Regions from separate parts of the Homo sapiens genome. Here region 2 is linked to region 1. The links are chromatin loops, found by intact Hi-C in ENCODE. Cell type or tissue: HepG2. All regions are shown on one strand. Each heading gives the region's core, and the rest is flanking DNA. Links, peaks and the distances in the headings are about the cores only. Region 1 overlaps LOC105374172 (a long non-coding RNA gene). Region 2 has its middle 250 kb from the start of GPR149.

Region 1 (11,316 bases), core at 2,025-10,024:
TGCAAATATCCCTTAGGAAGAGTAACACCTCACAGTACATAAACTATTAGCAATATCACATTTGCATAGGTTTTTACATTTTATAAATCATTTTCACCCATGTTAATGCTTAACTTACATAATAGCATAAAACACAGCAACTCTAAGGTGATGGTGGAGATGGGACTAAAGAATGGTTGTGTGCTAGACAACATTTCCTAAATGTATACAGGACACCTCACTTAAAAATCATTGACATACAGTACGGTCTATCACTGAATTTATAAACATTGTCTCATGTATTCCTCTTGACATTTCTTTAAGGTATATATTCTACAGGTAAGGAAACCAAGGAACTGAGATTAAATGACACCTGTGTTGATGAAAAAAGCCAAACTCTGTAAAATATTTGAAGCCTTATTCTGAGCCAAATGTGAGTGACCATGGCTTGAGGCACAGTCTCAAGAGGTACTGAGAACACGTGCCCAAGTTTGTTGGGTTGCATTTGATTTTATACATTTTAGGGGGACAGAAGTTACAGGCAGACATCAATCAATACATGTAACAATACATGTAAGGTGTACAGTGGTTTGGTAGGAAAAGGTGGGACAACTTGAAGTAGAGGTGGGGGTGGGCTTTACAGGTCATAGGTGGAGTCAAAGATTTTCTGATTGGCAAGTGGTTGAAAGACTTAAGTTATTGTCTAAAAATGTGGAATCAATAGAAAGGAGTGTCTGGGTTAAGATAAGAGAATGTGGAGATCAAGGTTCTTGTTATATAAATGAAGCTTCCAGGTAGCAGGCTTCAGAGAGAATAGATGGTAAATGTCTCTCACCAGAATTTAAAGGTGCCAGACTCTTAGTTAAACCTCTCCTGGATTAGGAAAAGACCTAGAAAGGGAAGGGGATTTTCTACAGAATGTAGATTTTCCCCACAAGAGGCAGCTTTGCAGGGCTATTTCAAAATATGTCAAAGAAATATATTTTGGGATAAAATACTTTGATACTTTCAGGGCCTGCTATTTGTCATATGATGCTATGCTAGACTTAGGTTGGAATTCGCTATCTTATTCTACAAAGAGTCTGTTATGTCAGTCTTAAGATCTCTGTTTTGCTGTTAATGCTGGTCGGTTCTGTCTGAATTCCAAAGGCAGGAGAAAATAATGAGGCCTGTCCCACTCCCCTTCCCATTGTGGCCTGAACTACTGTTTTTAATCTAATTAAAACTAATTAAAATTAGTTTTAACTAATCTTTGAAATCCCCTTGGCGGAGAGGAGGCATCCATTTAGTTGGTTGTGGGGCTTAGAATTTTTTTTTTTGTGGGTGGGGGTGTTTACACCTGGATAGTAATCAGAGGATTAAGTCCAAGCCTTTCTGGAGGGCAGAGTTTGAGAGCTTGGAGAGTGGAGGGGACACAGGCCCTGGTTATCTTCCAGAGGCAGGGGACCAGGGAGCAGGAGGGGGTATGAATAAGGTAGTAGAAAAAGCTACTGGCTTGTTCCCTGCATGCTTTGGTCCTTTTGGGTTTCTGCTGTTATGTAAGGGTGTAAAGTGGGACTGGACCCTTGAGGGATGGTTCCCTTAGATCTACTCCACCCTATCTTTTACCTAACACAACAGAAGATTATTAGAGACATTGAAGAAAAAAATCCATGCTATTTCCTGTTTTACGAAGGGTGAGTCCTTTCCTGTTCTCTCAACATACCTGAAATGTTATGATCCAAACCAAATGCACCTGAGCTCTTAGCTTTGAATTTGCTGGGATAACCTAGGAAGTATTGCCTCTTCCTTGGGCTGGGAGACCCTATGGTATCATGAGGGTAGAGGAAGCTCTTTCTTGCACCACAGCTTGGCAGAAAGAAGGACTGTGCTTGACTTGAGTCATACGCACATAAATGTCTTGGCAGAAGTATGTTTTACATGCCCAATACCCTTGCCTCTGGACCTTCACCAAACTACACATCAAAAGGGGAACCTGCAACGGGTTTCTGTTGCCCCAGAGTCCTGAAGTGTGAGCTTTTTACCCGTCTCCCTGAACACACTTTGTTTTTTTTCTCTATTCTCCTGGCTCCTGCCTTTTTTGTTCTTTTTCTTGTCATTTTTTCATGTATTTTTTTATTTATTGAGACGGAGTCTCTGTCACCCAAGCTGGAGTGCAGTGGTGTGATCTCAGCTCACTGCAACCTCTGGCTCCTGTGTTCAAGCAATTCTCCTGCCTCAGCCTCCTGAGTAGCTGGGATTACAGGCACCCGCTACCATGCCTGGCTAATATTTGTATTTTTACTAGAGACGGAGTTTCGCCATGTTGCCCAGGCTGGTCTCGAACTCCTGACCTCAGGTGATCCGCCTGCCTCAGCCTCCCAAAGTGCTGGGATTTCAGGCATGAGCCACTGCGTCCGGCCGTTCTTTTTCTCTTTTCCTTTAGACAGATTAGGGACACCCTCTTAGGGGTCTGCTGGGGAAGGGGGACAAGCACGGAAATAAAAGAAAATCTTGAACTGCTTTGAGAGAACTTCTAGGTCATGCTTTTAGGCCAAAATCAATATGTAATCTCCTATGACTTCTGCTTTCTTGAAATCTACCCCGGCCTTTAAAAACCCTTGCCTGCTAGCCACTGGGGAGGTTGGGACTTGCACGTTAACTGCCTGATCCTCCTTGCTTGGCATCCTGCAAATAAATGCCTTCCTTTCTCTGGTGCAAACCTCGGTGGGGATATCTGGTCTTACTACTCTGGGCCAGCAGACCCCAGTTTGGTTAGATAACACTATAATTTCAAGTAAGAAAAAAAGGAAGCATTTGAGAGGGCAGAGAAGGTTGGTGCAGGGGCGAGTGGGAGTGGGGATGGGCAGAGAAAAGATTTTGAGCTGGGTCATTGTTTAAGATCCAGCTGGAGTGCCAGCTCCCCCCCAAAGTCACTTGTGAATGACAGCACCACTCCCTCCTCATGCTCTATGGCCGTCACTTGCACCTGTGGAGGTGGGGTGGGGGTGTGGAGGGGGCTTAATGCATTCTATTCTACTTTAGAGTTGCTTACACACAGACAAGAATTCCTTTTCTAAATTACCAGCTATCCTAGGTTAATTTCTCATTTTAAAAACAATTTAATTATCTTTGTATCAGATACAGCAAAAAGCACCCTGAATTACTTCCAATAGTATTGTAAAACTGTTCTTAGCTCAGCTGAAAACAGGGTCCTTGTCACACGACCATAACAGATTAGGCTCACAGACACTTTGAAGGATGAGAAGGGCAGGGTTTACCGGGTGTAAAGCGAAAAAAAGAAAAGAAAAGAAAAGAAAACGGGGAGTCTCAGAAAACCGAAAGTCCTGCTAGCTGGCTTCCTGCCTCACAGCTTGAATCCCAGGTACTAACCAGGAAGAGGAGGGGCCAGGTCCTCTCCACTGCAAACGCTTGAACTTCCCGAGGCTCCGCCCCAGTGTGCACTCCTCCTAGTGTGCATGCCGGTTGGAGTTTCTCCAGGGACCCCTTTATGCTTGGCTGTCTGGTTCCCGCACTCTAAAGAAGTACATCTAACTGCCATTAAAATAAGGATGAGGATGAAGATGGATCTTAACTGCTTCCTGCTGACAGGGGGTGCTGTTTTGGGAAAAATAGATCTCTCTCAGCGGCCTATCTAAAGGTCCCCAATAGAAGGGGCCATCATCCAAGGCTCCAGTTGCATGACCATTTGGAGTTTGATGGCCTGAGGGCAAAAAGAGACAAACCTGATTATTAGAAAACATGTATCAAAATGAACAAGCATTTTCATTTTGGGAAATGGGAGGGGTAAGGACAGCTAAAAAATCCCGAGGCCTTTTACCAGTTTGCACAGGGAGAGGGAGGCTAAAAGCCTGACTGGTAAAAAACCTTTGCGTTTTTGCCAGCATGCTGGGCTTCTGGGTTCTCTTCCCCTGAGCCCAATCCTAAATCCACCAGTTTAAGGTTTGGGAAATTAACTCTTTCCAGTTTGGAGGATGCATCTGAGGGGAGTGTTCTATAGTATGGAGACACAGTTACCTATCAGTGGAGAGAGGACAGAGGAGGAGAAAGGAAAAAAGAAGGTGTTATTTCAAAGGGGTTCAGGATGCATTTGAAAGGGGTATAGACTGAAGATGAATGGCTACCCATCTAGAAAGAGGGGAGCAGACATCCCTTGTTCCCTTCTTTTCCTAGCAAATACCTGGGGTACGTGAGGGAAAGAAGGAAGAGCGCCCTCTTTCTTCCTTGCATCCCTGGGTCCTGGCGACCTTGGCAGCCACCACCCATGGGTGCCAAAGAGGCCTGCACCCATGAAGCAGGGAGGGCCTAGAGAATAGGAATTATCCACTCTCACCTATGTCTCTATCCCCCCCTACTGTCAGTAGCCTTGGAGTTCCCTAGACCTCATTTATGCCATGGATACTAGCATTACCTTTATCCATGAAATGGGAGGCTTGGCTTAATCAATAGGAATTAGCCATGTTCACCTGCACTGTGCCTTTTAACCTCTGTTATCGTCTACCTCTGGATCCCTTAGATCCAGTTTTCTTTCCTAGGGCTTTGACCCGAAGCTTGGAATAGAGTTTGGGACAAAAATGTGTCTTGGAGGGGTTGCATGGACTCCTTATCATAAGCCGAATGCTAAGGTGAAGCCGTGGAACTGCGTCCTCCAAGAGAGAGGAAAGAATGTCTTGTGACACACCCAGATAACTGGTGGCTATAGTTATGCTTGCTAAGATTTGGGTGCATGGGGCTTGGATTTGGTTAGCTCCCTCGGTCTTACTTTCCCCAAAAGGAAACCTCTGGGTGATCGGCATCCTATTTATTCTCATCACCTGGCAGGATTTACAGGATAATTGCTCAGAACTAGAATATTGATCCAGATTTTTACAATAGCACTATAGTAAATATGTGTTGAACCAATACAAGTAGGTAAGGTGAGATGGTTTCAGCCTGCAGCTTGTATTACAAAGAACCCTCCCAGTTTAAAGAGAAACAAGAGATAGGAAGAGTTGCTGCTTGGGATCTTCTTGGGGGAAAGGGGAATTACCCTGGGAATGGTGCTAACAAAAGGTCTTTACCAGAAGAAATTCAACCTCAGAAAGTAATGGATACTAAATTTAGGACTGAGTGAGGTTCAGATTGTAAATGAATACATATCTTTAAATGTTCATTTATTTATTTAATTCATCAAATTGAAATTTGCACAATAAATCTAAACTCACAGCATTAGTTCAAAGGAAGAGTAAAAATTAAAGTGCAAAGAACCAACTGGCTATATTGAATTTATATAAATGAATGACATTTATCCAATTTCTGAATAAATATTAACGTTGAAAGCCATGTGGCACAGGCCCCAGCTCCATTGTGTAGCATTTAATGATCACCCCCAGCTCTCCTGTTCTAGGCTATGTACTTGGTTGTTCCTGTCAGTCACGTGGGCATTATCCCTGTGGCATGTGCCATAGGTAATACAGACTGGTTGCATTGAAATTAGAAGGGTGGTAGATAATCCAGTTAATCCTGATGTCCTTAAATGTTATACCATTCTTTATCTTGAGTCTTTGCAATTCAAATTGAATTGAAGGTAAAGGCTGTATCTATTAATAATAGAAACACTGGACTCATTTGACTCACAAAAAAATGAAAACTGAGCTCCTTTAGAAATTCACACTCATAATCATAATTTTCTGCAACTAAAAACCATTAGTAACAATGCTGGCATCAATTGGAGAGGTCCTCTGTTTTCAAGTGTAATTACAAGAATAAACTGAGTGTTCGCAATCCGCTCACTAGAGGGTGTTAGACACCAAATAGTCACCTTGTCAAGGACAGTTGTGCTGGATCTAATGCAGCAAATCCCACCAAGTCTTTAGAAGGCTAGATGTCAGACTTGCTGTGGACAAATCATCTTTTCACAGATTTCAAAAAAGAGTGCCTTATTAGTGTATTTAACAAATCAGAGTAATTTTAAATTGTTTTTCTAATTAAAAATAAATGTTTACTATAGGAAAATAAAGTACCTTAAAATATGAAGAAAATTTAATTCCACCTATAACCAAGCTGAATTTATATTGTGTTTAACCGTATGGACCTACTAGACAACAAAACTCACAATTTCATATGATTTAACGTACTATTTTGGTATCTGTCTCTTTTTCCTATGCGTATACAGTGATAAGAATTTGCTTTTCATTTAATACTATAGAGAGATTGTGAATTAAATATTTATGTATGAATATATTACTTACTAGTTTGTGTTATTCAAAGTTCTCAAAATTGTATTTAAAATTGCTTAGTCTTTTTTACCTGTAATTTTTTTAGCTGCTCAACAGCAACAAAAAGGCAACATTAAATCGGAGTGACCACTCTTGTGTTAAGCATTAAGTATAACAGAAAATTAAAAAATTCCTTGATTTCAAGGCATTTATAATCTCATTGGGAAAAGGAGATTAGTGTTGCCTGAATGAGTAAAAGTGAAACACATAAAATTCCAGTATAAAGTGGTCTTATATTCAGTTACAGATTCTAAGTGCTACAGAAGCTCAGAGAAGAAAGAAATCAAGATTATCTGAAATTTTCAACAGACTTGCTGGAAGAAGCAGAATTTAGAATGCAGTTCTAAGAAGGCAGGGACTGGGTCTAACTTTCTCCTTGCTGCATTCCCAGGGTCCAGGGAAAGGCATGGAATGCAGCTGGTTTTAAAGAAATTGTCAGTGTTACTGCCTGTTGTGTGTAAAGAAGGTGCTGCTAGCCTCTAGATGAACATATGTCATTGGAGATATTTTCCAGTAGTGTTAGGAGGCCATTCACTCTTGCATGGGGTTTTCCTATTGTTTTTTATTAGAGGGATAGTTAGGTTCTGGAACACTGTCTAGGGTCACAGATCAGGGTGAAGGGTGAACCGACTCTTACTAACATTGAACTTTTAACTTGCCCTTCATAGGCAAGGAATAAGCTAATCTGCTATTGATAATATAGAAAATATGTTAGCCAACAGTGTATCATGTCTGGAAATGAGGATAAAATGTGAAATGTGAGAGGATATATATGTATGTGTATATATATATACACATATATATATATATACACATACGTACGTGTATATATATATACACATATATGTGTGTGTGTGTATATATATATACACATAATTTTTCCTTGTAAGATCCAGAATAAAAGCCAAAAGTAATAAATAAAGAGAACTTTTAGAGGCTGGGAGGATGTATGGTTATGGATTTTTTTCTACTTGTATTCCTTTTAAAATCCCAATACAAAATCCTGTTCTGAATGAAGTAGGAAAACAATAATGAAAATTACAATGCAGGGTCAGCCAGTCATTTAAAATGCCTTTCAGAATTTGAAACTAGATCCTGGTTTTAATTTTTTCATGCTATGTGATCAGTGCTGGCTTTAGGCCATGCATCCTTTTAAGTTGCAAACCTCTTTCCAGGCAGAACATTGTTGGAGGTTATTAGAGCTGCCACTTCCCTCAGCACTGGAGTCTCATGGGATCAGCTCTTTTCCATGGGTCTGGGGCCTACGTAAAGAACGTATATTCAATGCATTTAACTTTTGTGACCAGGTAACCACATTTCCCAGCTTTATGACTTATACAAAATATGGAACAAGGTTTATCCAAGATATAAAATCTCACCACAGTTTTCTGTATTGTATTCCAAAAGCTAAAGCAGCTTAAACATTTAACATTACTATTGAACAGGACATTAGGAATCACAATCTCCTATCAGATTAAATATTAATTAATTGCAGTGATGATAGAAAACAAGGACACACTGAAACTTCCTGAAATGTGAATGGAGCTTATTGTTGTACAAAAAACACTGTTTTGAGAGTTGGCTTCTGTGTGGCAATGGCTACTAATTAACTCTAAGTCCATTGCTGAGTGACTTCCATTTCTGGCCTCCCTTCCTTATCTGTAAAATGGGTAGGTTGAAATAGGTTATCTAAGATTCTTTCTTGCTATGAAACTGTGTGTTTTATGCATCATAGCTTGTTCAATATATTTTAGGTATGAATGATTCTGAAACCATCTGTGTATATTAGCCTTGAAAAAAGAAAAAGTTTCTGGTTGAGAAAAAATGCATAATTTATTTTTCACCTATGCTTCTACTTAAAAACTGTGTGTCACTAAAAATCAATTGAAAGGCAGCTGACAGAACGGGAGAGAATATGTGCAAATTGTTTATCTGACAAGGAACTGATATCCCAAACATATAAGGAATGAAAACAACTCAATAGCAAAAAACAAAACAACCAGATTGAAAAATGAACTGAGAACCTGAATAGACATTTCTCAAAAGAAAACATACAAATGGCCAACAGGTATATGAAAAGGTGCTCAACATCACTAATCGTCAGAGAAACATGATTCAAACCTCCAGTGGGCTATCGCTTCACACCTATTAGGATGGCTATTATCTAAAGGACAAAACAAGTGAGGCTGTGGAGAAAAGGGAGCCTTTGAACACTGGGGTGGGAATGTAAATTGGTACAGCTATTAAGGAAAAATTGTATGGCGATTCCTCAAAAACTTAAAAATAAGCCAGGTGCAGTGGCTCAGGCCTGTAATCCCAGCCTTTTGGGAGGCCTAGTTGGGAGGATCACTTGAGTCCAGGAGTTCCAGGCCAGCCTGGGCAACATGACAAGACCCCATCTCCACCAAGAAAAAAAAAAAATTAGCTGGATGTGGTGGTGTGAGCCTGTTCTCCCAGCTACTTGGCAGGCTGAGGCGGGAGGTTGAGGCTGCAGTGAATGGTGTTTACACCACTGTGCACTCCAGCCTGGGTGACAGAATGAGAACATGTTTCAAAAAATAAAATAAAATAAAATAAAATAAAATAAAATAAAATAAAATAAAATAAAATAAAAACAGAATTAGCATACAAGCCAGGAATCCCACTTCTGGGTGGTATATCCAAAGGAAATAAAATCAGTATCTCAAAGACATATCTGCACACCCATGTTCATTGCAGCATTATTCACAATAGCCAAGATATATTGGAAACAACCTACGTGTTCATCAACAGATGAATGGATTAAAAATGTGGGGGGGGGGGGTGTGTGTGTATTCAGCCTAAAAAAAAGGAAATCCTACCATTTTTGACAACATGGATTAACCTGGGAGGACATTATGCCAAGTGAATAAGCCAGAGACAGAAAGACAAACATTGCATGATCTTACTTTTATATGGAATCTAAACATGCTAAACTCAGAGAGTGGAATGGTGGTTGCTGGGAGCCAGGAGGTGGGTGGGGAAATTGGGAAATAATGACGAAAATGTCCGAAGGTTCAGTTACATGGGATGAAGAAGTTCTGGTGATCTAATGTACAGTATGCTGACTATAATGAATAATACTCTATTTTATATTTGAAAATTTGCTAAGAAAGTTTATCTTAAGTGTTCTCACCACACACACAAAATGGTAATTACGTGTGATAATGGGTATGTTAATTAGCTTGATTGTGGTAATCATTTTACAATGTATACATGTATACATATCTCAGAAAGTCACATTGCATACCTTAAATATATACAATTTTTATTTGTCAAGTATACCTCAATAAAACTGGAGAAAAATCAATATAATTTCTAACATTTTGTACCTTTGACTCAAGAACAATTAATTATTTTCTGCTTTTCAGATTTGTTTTGGTGGATATGCAACCTAGAGCACCATGCATCTATCTTGTCTGTATTACAGTTTGTTAATTTGAAAAACTCTCTGAGTAAATTTGGTGAGGAGGCTGGCATGGGCCATTTTAAGTTTGAGATGGTGGCAGAACATTCCAGTTGAAATGCAGTGAAGACAATGAGAAATAAGAAGCAAGGAGCAAACATTTTACATTTTATTTGAATTAGGTGTTTGGGATCTTTTCAGCAGCCAACACAATAATAGGGGAAATAAAATGCTGTTGCTAAGCCAAAGCCCCTCCACATTCATATTACTTATCTGCAAGTGTGTGGTTTTTGTTCTGGCCCGAATGAGAGAGAGCATGGAGAGTTCTTCATTTGATGTTTGTTTGTGAGTGTGATGTCATATTTCTCTGACCAGGAGTATTGCTGGACTAAATTTTCTTGACTTAAGGATCACAAGGTCTATAATGCATATGCATGGGAGGGAATGTATATGCATGGGAGGGAGAGAATCTAAACACATACCTAATGTGAGACTTCTGCAGATGTCAGTTATCTTGGAATTGCATTACACCTATTTTTGTTTTTCTGGAACTTATACTACAGCTTTTATTTTTTTGTCCTGATGCGTTCTCTTCTTTGGATTTTACCTGAGTAGACAAGCATAAAATGAAGTTCTCACTGCATTTTACTAATGTCAGGAATTCTTGCAGCTCAATATTACCTATTAGTAACAGTCTCCACTCCAGGGACTTGCAGTGGATGCTCTATACACCACCCAGGACCCCTTTGTTCCACCAGCTGCCCTGAGTGCTGCATGCTGACTGTTCATAGCTGAGTCCTTCCTCAGGCACTGCTCTTGGACAAAAGGGGTGGTCTTGGCTCAGTTTCTATCCCCTTGTGAGTACGATCCACTTGACTGGTCAGTGTGGAGGTACAAAGGCCTGGTTCCCTTGCCACATGTTTGGACAACTCTGAGGGGCCATCCCTCTTCTATGGCTTTCCATACAATTCATGGAAGCTCAGCCAATGATGATTGGTCACTGCCAATCATCATTCACCCTTTTCCTCTCTACTCAGTCCTGCTTTCATTTCTACCTCACAGGTATTGTTCCCTAGAGCCCTTCCCAGTAAGCCTCCTTGCAGGCTAATCTCAGCTTAAGCCTCTGTTTTGCAGGGACAGACCAAAGACAGGACCCTTTTCCCATTTAATGTTGTAAGCATCTTCTCTACTGTCTACATTGGATCCTTAGTAAGATGAACTCTTCTAAAAAAGTGAGTGTTGGCTGCCCAGAATCTTAATCCATTATATTAAGTGTTTGTATTTTTCACTCTGTGTCTAGTACCTTAAAAAAAAATACATAGGTGTAATTTTATAATTCTGGGTAAAAATAACTCCTTTTACTTATTGCAAGTATCTTTAAAACCTCATTCCCAGGCCGGGCGCTGTGGCTTACGCCTGTAATCCCAGTATTTTGGGAGGCCAAGGCGGGTAGATCACGAGGTCAGGAGTTCAAGACCAGCCTGGCCAAAATGGTGAAACCCCTTCTCTACTAAAAATGCACAAAAATTAGCCAGGGGTGGTGGCAGACACCTGTAATCCCAGCTACTTGGGAGGCTGAGGAAGAGAACTGCTTGAACTCGGGAGGTGGAGGTTGCAGTGAGCCGAGATCGTGCTACTGTACCCCAGCCTGGGTGA
Region 2 (11,316 bases), core at 909-8,908, 640 kb after region 1:
TATTTTATTTATGTTTATACTTTTAATTTTTTTGATGCAGGTTCTCACTCTGTCACCCAGCCTGGAGTGCAGTGGTACAAACATGGCTCATTGTAGCCTCAACCTCCTGAGCTCATGTGATTCTCCCACCTCAGCCTCCCAGATAGCTGTCACCACAGGCACACGCCATCGTGCTTGGCTGACCTTTAAATTTTTTATAGAGATGGGGTCTTGCCATGCTGCCCAAGCTTGTCTCAAATTCCTGGGCTCACGCCGTTCTCTCGTCTTGGCCTCCCAAAGTGCTAGGTTTATAGGCATGGGCCACCATGCTCAACCTGAAATTTATTTTAAATTTAAATTATGAGTAGCCTCTAAGATACCAAACATGTATACATTAAAGTGAACAGATTGTACATTTCTATGGCTATACACTGTGGTAAGTGCAACCCTTAATCGGTTTGTCTGTTTTTCTGTCCCACTAGCCTCTGAGCATCATGAGAAAAAAAGACTATAGGTATTTGGCTCTTTATTATATCCCAGCATCAAGCACTGTTCTGGCACATTCTCTGACTGGTTGCTTTTATTAATTTTTTTATTTTCATAAAATTGGTTTTTGTAATAACACTAATGTAAGAAGCCTGCAATATTAATGATTACTAGTAGAATATAATGTACGTGTGAGTAGTGAAGCGGTTTACACTTGATACATCTGAGTTCATAGAATGGTAATTTATGCTACAATGAAGTTTTTGAAAAATAAATAAGAAATATTCTTATCACCCTGAGATCTACACTGCTAATATCTTAGTGGATGTCTTCCCAGATCTTACTCTGTGAAAGAAATACTTTTTAAAAAAATGTATATTTGTTTAACAAACAAATGTGATATTATATATACTGTTTTGAAGTCTGTTTATTTCAATCAACAATCTCTATGTTTACATTTTGGTAAATATAATGAGGTTTTGCTTCATATACTTCTGCAAAGTTTACTATTGAGTACAATCCAACAGGTATATAATTCTGAATCAAAACCAAACAAAACAAAATTTATGAGTCATGATCTTCTGTCTGTGCATCCGAGATTTTAAAACAGTGTACGTTTACAAAGGAGAAGGGGTAAAGGAGGAGAGAAGAGAATGTACACCCACTCAGCAAGCCAGGGAGCAAGCAGATACTATTGGTATTTCTGGGTAAACAATTGACCTCAAGACATTCAAGTGGCTATATCCTGGATGAAATGTGTGTTCTAACATTTCCCTATGGGCCTTATTTAATTTACTTACCTGTAACCATATTGTTCCAGAAACAATTTTCAAATGAAATGTCACCATCAACATTTCTCTACTTGAATAATTTACTTTTGTAATTCAACCATATGCAATGTTTCTCTAAAAATAAAGAATTTATGATGTATAACAAAGATAAATGTGATACGAAAAAACATATAAGTAAGAAAAAGACAGGTCGAAAAATAAGTGGAGCCAAAAATGAACTACAATAGAAAGGTTATGTCAACAATGTTTTTTATAAAATAGAAGATTAGAAAAAGTATATTTTATTAATATTGCTAGACTAGGTGTGAGATCTACATATTCTTTATCAGAAAGCTGCTGGTGTGTTTATTAACATGAAACCAAGAAGTCAAACTTGCATATCACTAAACTGGATAGTTGTGAAATATACTTTTGGGGTGGATAACATATTCAGATCTCTTTAAAATCAAATTATTTTCATTCTTTTTTGAACCATACCCTGGGATTCCTAGAGTTGTTTTCTTTTCCCCTATCTTGGGAGTTCTTGGTTCTATACACATATGTCCTTGTGTCTGTGACAAAGTTTCTTAACCTTCTCATTTTGGAGAACTGCTTGGCAGAAGGAAAGCAGAGGCCATGTAGAAAGGTACAATTCTTTCAAAGGCTTGTTCCTGCTGTTCTCCCTCACTTTGGAAGCTATCTCATTCCCCCCTTTTTTCTTTTTCTTTTTCTTTTTTTTTTTTTTTTTTTGAGACGGAGTCTCTCTCTGTCGCCCAAGCAGTGGCACGATCTCGGCTCACTACCACCTCCGCCTCCCGGATTCACCCCATTCTCCTGCCTCAGCCTCCCAAGTAGCTGGGACTGCAGGCACCCACTTACCACGCCCAGCTAATTTTTTTTGTATTTTTAGTGGAGACGGGGTTTCACCGTGTTAGCCAGGATGGTCTCATCTCCTGACCTCGTGATCTGCCCGCCTCAGCCCCGCAAAGTGCTGGGATTACAGGTGTGAGCCACCGTGCTCAGCCAATTTTTGTTTTACCTTCTGATAAATCTCAGCTCTGTCACCCTTGTTAATTCCTAGGTGGAACGTAAGGCAGACCTATTCAAATCCTACTAGGTTTCTGATTGGTTGGCCTGTTGGAAGGTAGATCCTCAAGAACCTATGAGTAAATTTTACCAGGCATAAGTGAGGGATGTTTGAGATCATTTTCTAGACTGCATCTTGATCCTTACTAAAAGTAAGTAGACAAATTAATACTTAAAATGCAAAATAACAGTTATTTTCATAGTTGTCATAAAATATATATATAGATAAGATCTATATATGGATAAGATCTAAATCTAAATCTAAATACACAGACATTTAAGATAGATAAGATAGATCTATAGATCAATCTGTAGATAAGATTTAAATATAAATATATATATTTATATTTATATACATGCTTATAACTATCTATCTCTCTCTCTCTCTCTCTCTCTCTCTCTCTCTATATATATATATATATGCATAGGAGTCTGGTTAAAGCTGTGATTTGATGTGCCATGCTTGTCACTTGTGAGGAAGAAGGAAATGGGAACAGGAAGGATGAAGGACCAGAAATGTGAAAATATTTTCCACTGTGAATTTTTATTTGATTTTTAAATGTTTGAGGCATGTGATTAAATTAACTCTAAATTTTAATTTAAGACCTAATAAAGAAACAAAGAGTGAATGAAGGAAGTAGGATGGAAATAAAAGGAAGAAAGGAAAGGAAAAGGAAGGAAGGAAAGAAGGAAGGAAGGAAGTTAGTTCTGTATGCGGCTATAGCATACAGAACTTAAATATATCTAATACGGAAAATGGAAGAAAAGGGTCTTAATGCATTTTATGATAGTTACTTCCAGTATCAAAGTCTCATTTCTATGACTACTTACAGAATAAACTTTAAATAATTACATCAGCTAATCTATTATAAATGCACTCATGATCAGAGAAAGACACTAAAAGTAGTTATCTGTATTCATAATGGAAAGACCAGGTCAACATTATAAATACATCTATTTATGAGTGGCTTTCTATAGAGCCATATATTAATAATTGTAACTTATATACACCCTCAAAAATCCATTCAAATTATAGCATTATCCTTTATTTTTTATTACAGGGACTATTATTTCAGGCAACATTCTTAATATAACTCCATTCTTTAGAATGTATTTCTTTCATTTGTTCATATTATAAAACTCAAAAATTCACACAGTATACAACTCTAACCATAAAGCCCCTCTGAGCCCATATAAATAAATATACTTGGCAACTCAGAAGCTGCCTGAAGCTGCAGAGACCTGCAGAGGACTTTTCAACACTTTTTCCAGTCATGTGATAACCCCTAAACGCAACCCTTTTCCTTTATTTTTTTTCCTTGCAAAACAGAGAAAAGGGATGGTCTTTGTAAAAGACTCCAAATAATGAAAACAATTTAGTAGGTAGTTTGCTCTCAGTGCCACTAACATAATATATGACTATCTTTACAAGCTAAAGAAATATAGAATATAAATTTGTTTCTATTCCAAATATATTCTCAGTGACATATGCCGGTAAATATTTAACCAAGAGCTCTCCAAAAAAAAAAAAAAAAAAAAAAGTCATTTTTTGTGTTTGCTAATTTATGTGTTGTGGCTCTTCCAACCATGAATGATTTTAAACTACCAATACTCTATGGTGAATCTCTAACCTCCACATCATTCCCTATTTCCCTATCCCTCTCTGTTTTGTTCTCGCAAATCACTTCAGTTCGGCCATCAGTACTTCTCTCTTACTATGACAACTCCCCTTCTCCAAATTTCTGTACCTTCCATCTATCCTCTGTAATACATCCAGAAACACCTTTCTGAAATGCAAAGAAAAATGGTAGATAGGAGGCAGAACTAAATTTCATCTCTCACTCAGACAGAGTAGCTTGTGGAGACTCACATTGTGAACTTTTGCTCCAAGAACTACTGCAGGAACATACCAGAAAAGCCGAGAGAATCCACAGACTCTTTGAAGGAAGTTGATTGCTCCTGAAGGCCCCCTGGGGACAGCCCAACAACTGTGAGTACCCTAAGTGTGAAAGTGTGAAAGGGGGATCGTCCACCCCTGAACACACACCCTCACTGGGGAACCTGAAGGTCCAGATCACAAGAGAAGAATCTGACCTTATCTGAAGCTGAGACAATTTTAGAGAGCTGAGCAAAATACAGGGGTAGAAGAAGCAGTGGGAAGAGCCCCGTGGGTTCTCTCAGTCCCCGGAAAGCCATTTATGACTTTGCCTTGCAGAGGTCCTTGGGGAGGGCTGCTAGAGGAACTGGGAAAAGACCACAGGGAGAAAGAAACTTCCAGCTGAACTTTGTAATGATTTCAACCTAACAGAGTTTCCTGGACAGGACTCGGGGGCAGGGGTGAATCTGGAGTGCAGACACAGCACAGAAGCCACAGCAGCCAGGGAGGCATGAAACCTGAAAACTCTGCTTACTTTCACAGCCAGAGGGCTGGTAGCATAAGACAGATTCTCAACCCTGCTCACCCGTTGCCCGGAAACAAACGCGGTGCTATTAATGGGGGCACTGTGAGACTGAGATGGGCCTTTGTGTTGCATGGGAGCTAGGTGAGGCCTGTAACTGCTGGCTTTCCCCTACTTCCCTGGTGACCTGCACGGAACAGCAGAAGCAGCTGTAATCCTCCTGGGAACATAACTCCATTGGCCTGAGAACCACACCCGGATCCCCCCACAGCAGATGCGGCAAGCCCTGCCCAAGGAGAGTCTGAGCTCAGACATACCTAGTCCAGCCCCAACCTGATGGTCTTTCTCTACCTGCCCTAGTAGCCAAAGACAAATAACATATTATCTTCAGAGCTCTAGAGCCCCACCCACCACCTGATCCTCCCTATACTACCACAGTTGATGCTCTCTTGAGAGTGCCACCTACTGGCTCGAGGCCAACGAGCACAAAACTGGTGCAATAAATAAAACTACAACTAAGGACCCACACAGAGACCATTTTGTTCCCCTGCCACCTCCACCAGAGCAGATGCTACTATCCACTGCTGAGAAATCTGAAGATGGTTCACATTACAGGTTTCTGTGCAGATACCACCCAGTACCAGCCTGGAGCCAGGTAGCTCTGCTTGGTAGCTAGATCCAGAAGAGAAATAACAATCACTGCAGTTTGGCTCTCAAGAAGCCACATCCCTAGAAAAAGGGGAAGAGCACTATATCAATGGAACACTCCACAGGACAAAAGAAACCGAACAGCAGCCCTTGTACCTCAGATCTTCCCTCTGACATAGTCTACCCAAATGAGAAGAATCCAGGAAAACAATTCTGGTAATATGGCCAAACAAGGTTCTTTAACACCCACAAAAGATCACACTCACTCACCAGCAATGGATCCAAACAGAGACAAAATCTCTGAACTGCCAGAAAAAGAATTCAGAAAGACAACTCTTAAGCGAATCAAGGAGGTGTCAGAGAAAGGTGAAGTCCAAATTAAAGAAATCAAAAACATGATACAGGATATGAATGAAAAATATCTTCAGTGAAAAATAGACAGCATAAATAAAAAATGATCACAACTCCTGGAAATGGAGGACACACTTAGAGAATTGCAAAATGCACTGAAAAGTCTCAGCAATAGAATCGAACAAGCAGAAGACAGAACTTCAGAGCTTGAAGACTCAAAGACAAGGTTTTTGAATAAGATAAGAACATAGATCAATGGAAAATAATAGAGAACCTAGAAATAATGCCAAATACTTAAAGCCAACTGATCTTTGACAAAGCAAATAAAAGCATAAAGTGGGGAAAGGACACTCCCTTCAACAAATGGTGCTGGGATAATTGGCAAGCCACATGTAGAAGAATGAACCTGAATCCTCATCTCCCACCTTATACAAAACTCAACTCCAGATGAATCAAGGACTTAAATCTAAGACCTGAAACAATAAAAATTCTAGAAGATATCATTGGAAAAACCCCTCTAGACATTGGCTTACACAAAGACTTTATGACCAAAAACCCAAAAGCAAATGCAACAAAAACAAAGATAAATAGATGGGACTTAATTAAACTAAAAAGTTTCCACACAGTGAAAGAAGTAATCAGCAGAGTAAACAGACAAACCACAGAGTGCAAGAAAATCTTCATAATCTATACATCTGACAAAGGACTAATATCAGGAATCTAGGGAACTCAAACGAATCAGCAAGAAAAAAACAATCCCATCCAAAAGTGGGCTAAGGATATGAACAGACAATTCTCAAAAGAAGATATACAAATGGGCCGGGCATGGTGGCTCATGCCTGTAATACCAGCACTTTAGGAGGCCAAGGTGGGCAGATCACCTGAGGTCAGGAGTTTAAGTCCAGCCTGACCAATCTGGTGAAACACCGTCTCTACTAAAATATGAAAATTAGCTCAGTGTGGTGGCACATGCCTGTAATCCCAGCTACTAGGGGGCTGAGGCAGGAGAATCACTTGAACCCAGGAGGCTGATGTTGCAGTAAGCCAAGATCTTACCTCTGCACTCCAGACTGGGTGACACAGCAAGATACTATCTCAAAAACAAAACAAAACAAAAAGTTATACAAATGGCCAACAACATGAAAAAAACGCTCAACATCACTAATGATCAGAGAAATGTAAATCAAAACCACAATGCCATTACATCTTACTCTTGCAGGAATGGCCATAATAAAAGAAAATCAAAAAATAATAGATGTTGGCAGGGATGTGGTGAAAAGGAAATACTTTTACACTGCTGGTGGGAATGTAAAGTAGCTCAGCCACTGTGGAAAACAGCGTAAGATTCCTTAAAGAACTAAAAGTAGAACTAAAATTTGATCCAACAATCCCACTACTGGGTATCTACCCACAGGAAAATAAGTCATTATACGAAAAAGTTACTTGTACACACATGTTTATAGCAGCACGATTTGCAATTGCAAAAATATGGAACCAGCCCAAATGCCCATCAATCAATGAGTGGATACATAAATTGTGATATACACACATACATACCATGGAATACTACTCAGCCATAAAAAGGAACAAAATAACGGCATTCAGAGAAACCTGGATGGAATCAGAGACCATTATTCTAAATGAAGTAACTCAAGATGGGAAAACCAAACATCGTATGTTCTCATTCATAAGTGGGAGCTAAGCTATGAGGATGCAAAGGCATCAGAACGATACAATGGACTTTGGAGACCTAGGGAGAAGAGTGGAAGATGGTGATGGATAAAAGACTACAAATTGGGTACAGGGTATACTGCCTGGGCGATGGGTGCACCAAAATCTCAGAAACCACCACTAAAGAACTTATTCATGTAACCAAACACACTTGTTCCCCAAAAAACCTATGGAAATAAAAAATAAATTTATTTTAAATGAAATGCAAAGGTTCCATATCAGTGTGCTTCATTGCCTTCAGACAAAGTCCTGCCATAGCCCAGGTGGTCCTTTGTAATTTTGCCCATATGCATATTTGACTCTGTTACACTGGTTAGGTTAAAGTTCCCTAAATGTTTTCCCTCACGTCTCTGCATCTTTGTGTACTGTTTAGTTGTGGTTTTTCTGTCACTAATATTTCTGTTATGGTTATTTCATCTCCCCAAAACATCCTTTCTATTCCCTCACCAGGAGCAGTTCCAGTCATATTCTGTTTGAGTATTCTCCTTTCAAATTTTCCCCAAACAGTGTACCTTGGACATACTCATGTCATTGCACTCAAATCTCTGTACTGCAATTATTTGTTCATGTGTTTGCCTCCTCAAAAGACCATGAGCTTCTTGAAGAAAGGGACTATGTTTATTATTCAGCTGTAATGGAACATGATTGAAATGCTAAAAACTGCATGTCTAAAAACTACACATATTGTGAGAATTTATGTTTATAGTATATTCCCTGCAGAATGAAGGTGGCAGGATTAAGTGTAAAATAAATATTTCAGAATATTTAAATTTTCTTATTCTGTATTTACTTACGCCATTTTTGGTAATTCCTTTTGGAAATAAACATGTGTCTAAAAATACACTGTAGATTTGCAGATGACCCAAAGCTAAGAGCAATTATTATCATCATGGAACTTATGCTTAGAATTTAAAACAATCTTAATAAGGAGGAGTCATCAAAAATAAAGTTTAGGAAGGACAAGTTTAGAATGACATACTTTGGAATAAAAAAGGAATTGCACAAATGGAAGAAAGATAGGAATCATAAGACAGGGATGCATATAAGCTACCATTTAAAAAAGTATGCATAAGACAGCAATGCATGAACAAGAATAGAACTTTAGTAGTCAGCCATGTTTTGATAAATTCACCAACATATCTTGACAGCCTGCTCCATGCAAAACATCAACTAGATACTGATCATTTGTGAGCTGATATTGAGGAAGAACCATGCCTGTTTACTCTAAATAGAACAAACAACAATCCTTTTAAAAATACTTATAGTTGTTGAAAAGGTGGAAATGGAATAAACCATATAATATGAATTGGTCAGATGTTGACTTCAGTATTGTATCCAAATTTGGACTCAGTCACTTTGAAAGGGACATAAAGAATTTGAAGAAAGTTCAAAAGAAGTAACAGGAAATAGATTAAAATGGTTAATATAATTACCCTTAAAAAAGACTCTCCCCCGCCCCCACCACTGCCCAAAAAAATGCTGGTATTACTTAACTGCAGAAAGGAAGGGTGAAAACTGATTCTAATTGATCCACAATTTTTATCTGAAGCCCTCAGGAAGCAAATGCGTTTCAGACTTCAGAAAGCTTCAGATTTTCAAAAGTTCATACCTGTACATTTACTAGCTTTGTGTTAGTTCAGACCAGGTCAGATTTTTCCACCAAATCAGTTACCAATTAAATTTCAGCTTTCAGAACTTTAATTTGTATTTCACATCTGCCTTTATTTTGTTAATTATGGTGTGAGAGATTTAGGCTCAGGAAGTTTTTAAGTGTTGAAAGCTTTAAGAAGGCTTTTTATATACTTACTTGAAAATGGAGTAGTATCAGAGGGACTTTCTATAATTTAATGTGTTCTTTCAATTCAACATTAAATAAACATGACAAAGAGAAAGTATTATCCATCAAGATCTTATCTTCTCACAGTTGCTTTTCATTCTCCCTATATGGCACCATCTCTTCTTCATTCTTGCCTGAAACCAATTTTCAACTTCTTTCCGCCCAATGATGTCCCAACTCTTGTTGAAAAGTCTCCTGGTGATGCACCTCCTTCATAAAACTGCCCAAATCAGCTCTTCTGGATCTATGAAGTGTAAGTATTTCAGAATTTGCTTCACTCTCTTTCTCTTCCTGTTTCATCCATGTCTTCTTAACTTGGACATCTGTGTATTGTATTGTCTCTTCACATTTGCACATCTCTAGAGCAGCTCTTTTCTTATCAGTGGTCTTGGCCTTTACATGTGCTCATAAAGTAAAATAGTGTATTTTAGGATAAAAGACTAACCTGTGGTTTTAAAAGACACTCATTTAAGATCTGGTCAGACTGCCAGGCATGTTGGCTCACCCCTGTAATCCCATCACTTTGGGAGGCCAAGGCGGGCAGATCATGAGGTCAGGAGTTCGAGACCAGCCTGGTCAATATGGTGAAACCATATTGTCTCTACTGTCTCTACTAAAAATACAAAAATTAGCCAGCCGTGGTGGTGTGCACCTGTAGTCCTAGCTACTCGGGAGGCTGTGGCAGAAGAATCGCTTGAGCCCGGGAGGTGGAGGTTGCAGTGAGCTGAGATCGTGCCACTGCACTCCAGCCTGGGAGAAAGAGTGAGACTCCATCACAAAAAAAAAAAAAAAAAAAAAAGATCTGGGAGGACTTTCAAACATAAAATTTAAAGTTCACCTGAAAAATTAAATTTTTTCTTTCTTCAGATTCACACACAAAAAGTTTCTGAGATTCTAAACAAACAAATTAACAAGTCATCTGCGTGGCTCTCATGCAGCTTTTAAAATATAGCTTATAGTAAAATGCTAATTTATACATTATATTTACTTATAACATCTATAATAATAGCTGTGACAGGCTTTTAGACATATTTTATTTTTATAAAAATACAGGTGTTAGCTTTATTAAATCAAGTGAAAAACAGATGTTTAAAAGTGTTTTTAAGATTGCATAGCTTCACTTATTTGTACCAACTGTAGATTATGCTAAACATGAAAGAAAATTTAATTTAATCCAATAAATATTCCATTTCCCTTGTTTAATCCCAGTCATACTATGTTTCATTTTTTACAATATAGTGTGAACATTTTAGAATGTAACATCCAGTGTAAGTGGTATGCAAATTTATCCACTATCTTTTTCATCTTTTTCATTTTTCCATTCCTTGCTATAGTATCTTCCATTTTCTTGCAAACAATAAAAAAAAACAAACAAAAAGAAACCTTCAACATTAACCAGAAGAACCAGTGTTTTGCTTCTCTCTTAGGAAAATGAAAAGGTGTTCTAAAATTTTCCCCCAGAAATGAGACTTGTAGTAATGCTGTTTTCGTTCATATTTCTTGGTTTCTGTGATTTTTTTGTTCCAAATAATTTTGCATTATTTATTAAGCATCTGAAAATTCATTTCTTTGCAAACAGAGGGAATGATAAGCCTCTCAAATGTGCTACATTAGAGGCAGATGATCAAAGGCAATGGCTGGAAAGGCATATTGATGTTATCTCATTTAGCAGAAAAACAACAGATGGTTTCCCAAAGGATATACAGGGAGCTTACAAAACCAGTTTTTACTGTGTTGGTAAAAAAATCAGGAAGTCTATAGCTACATGGCAACATACATTTATATCCTTGTATGTCTTTAAAGTTGCTTCTTCTCTAGAAAAACAATAATCATGTTTGGCTATTTTATGAAAGCTGTATGTGTCAGCATGATGTATGTGGGAAAAGAATGAAGGGCAATGAGAGATTCAAAATGCTCTCTAGGGAGCAGTTGTCTGAAGGAGCAGGATGCTCCTTTTTTAGTGAAATTCTTTCCAAGAAGTCATGAAGCTAACTGATTAATTTATTTCAGATTTTTTCCAAGAACAGAA

Evidence for each region. Hi-C counts contacts between places; a loop is a spot of excess contacts. Peaks named below come from ENCODE experiments on the same cell type or tissue, not always from the same donor. Only the 100,000 strongest peaks of a DNase experiment are listed, where the experiment ranks them.
Region 2: it touches region 1 in a loop (5-fold over the local background); 2 of 110 quality-filtered maps call a loop at or near these places.

The regions. Positions count from the first base shown.
Region 1 is chr3:155,317,708-155,329,023 of GRCh38, reverse strand. LOC105374172 (a long non-coding RNA gene) reads right to left here. Exons shown (of 3, transcript XR_924604.2): 3 at 10,091-10,267. Among named protein-coding and RNA genes, the nearest start is that of STRIT1, 30 kb to the right of the region's middle. In HepG2, for the core only: CTCF peaks have their summits at 3,550 and 5,758; a DNase peak (open chromatin) is centred at 5,753; H3K4me3 peaks cover 571 bases.
Region 2 is chr3:154,678,082-154,689,397 of GRCh38, reverse strand. No RefSeq gene overlaps it. Among named protein-coding and RNA genes, the nearest start is that of GPR149, 250 kb to the right of the region's middle. In HepG2, for the core only: a CTCF peak has its summit at 5,193 (motif pointing left); no DNase peak of the experiment used is centred there.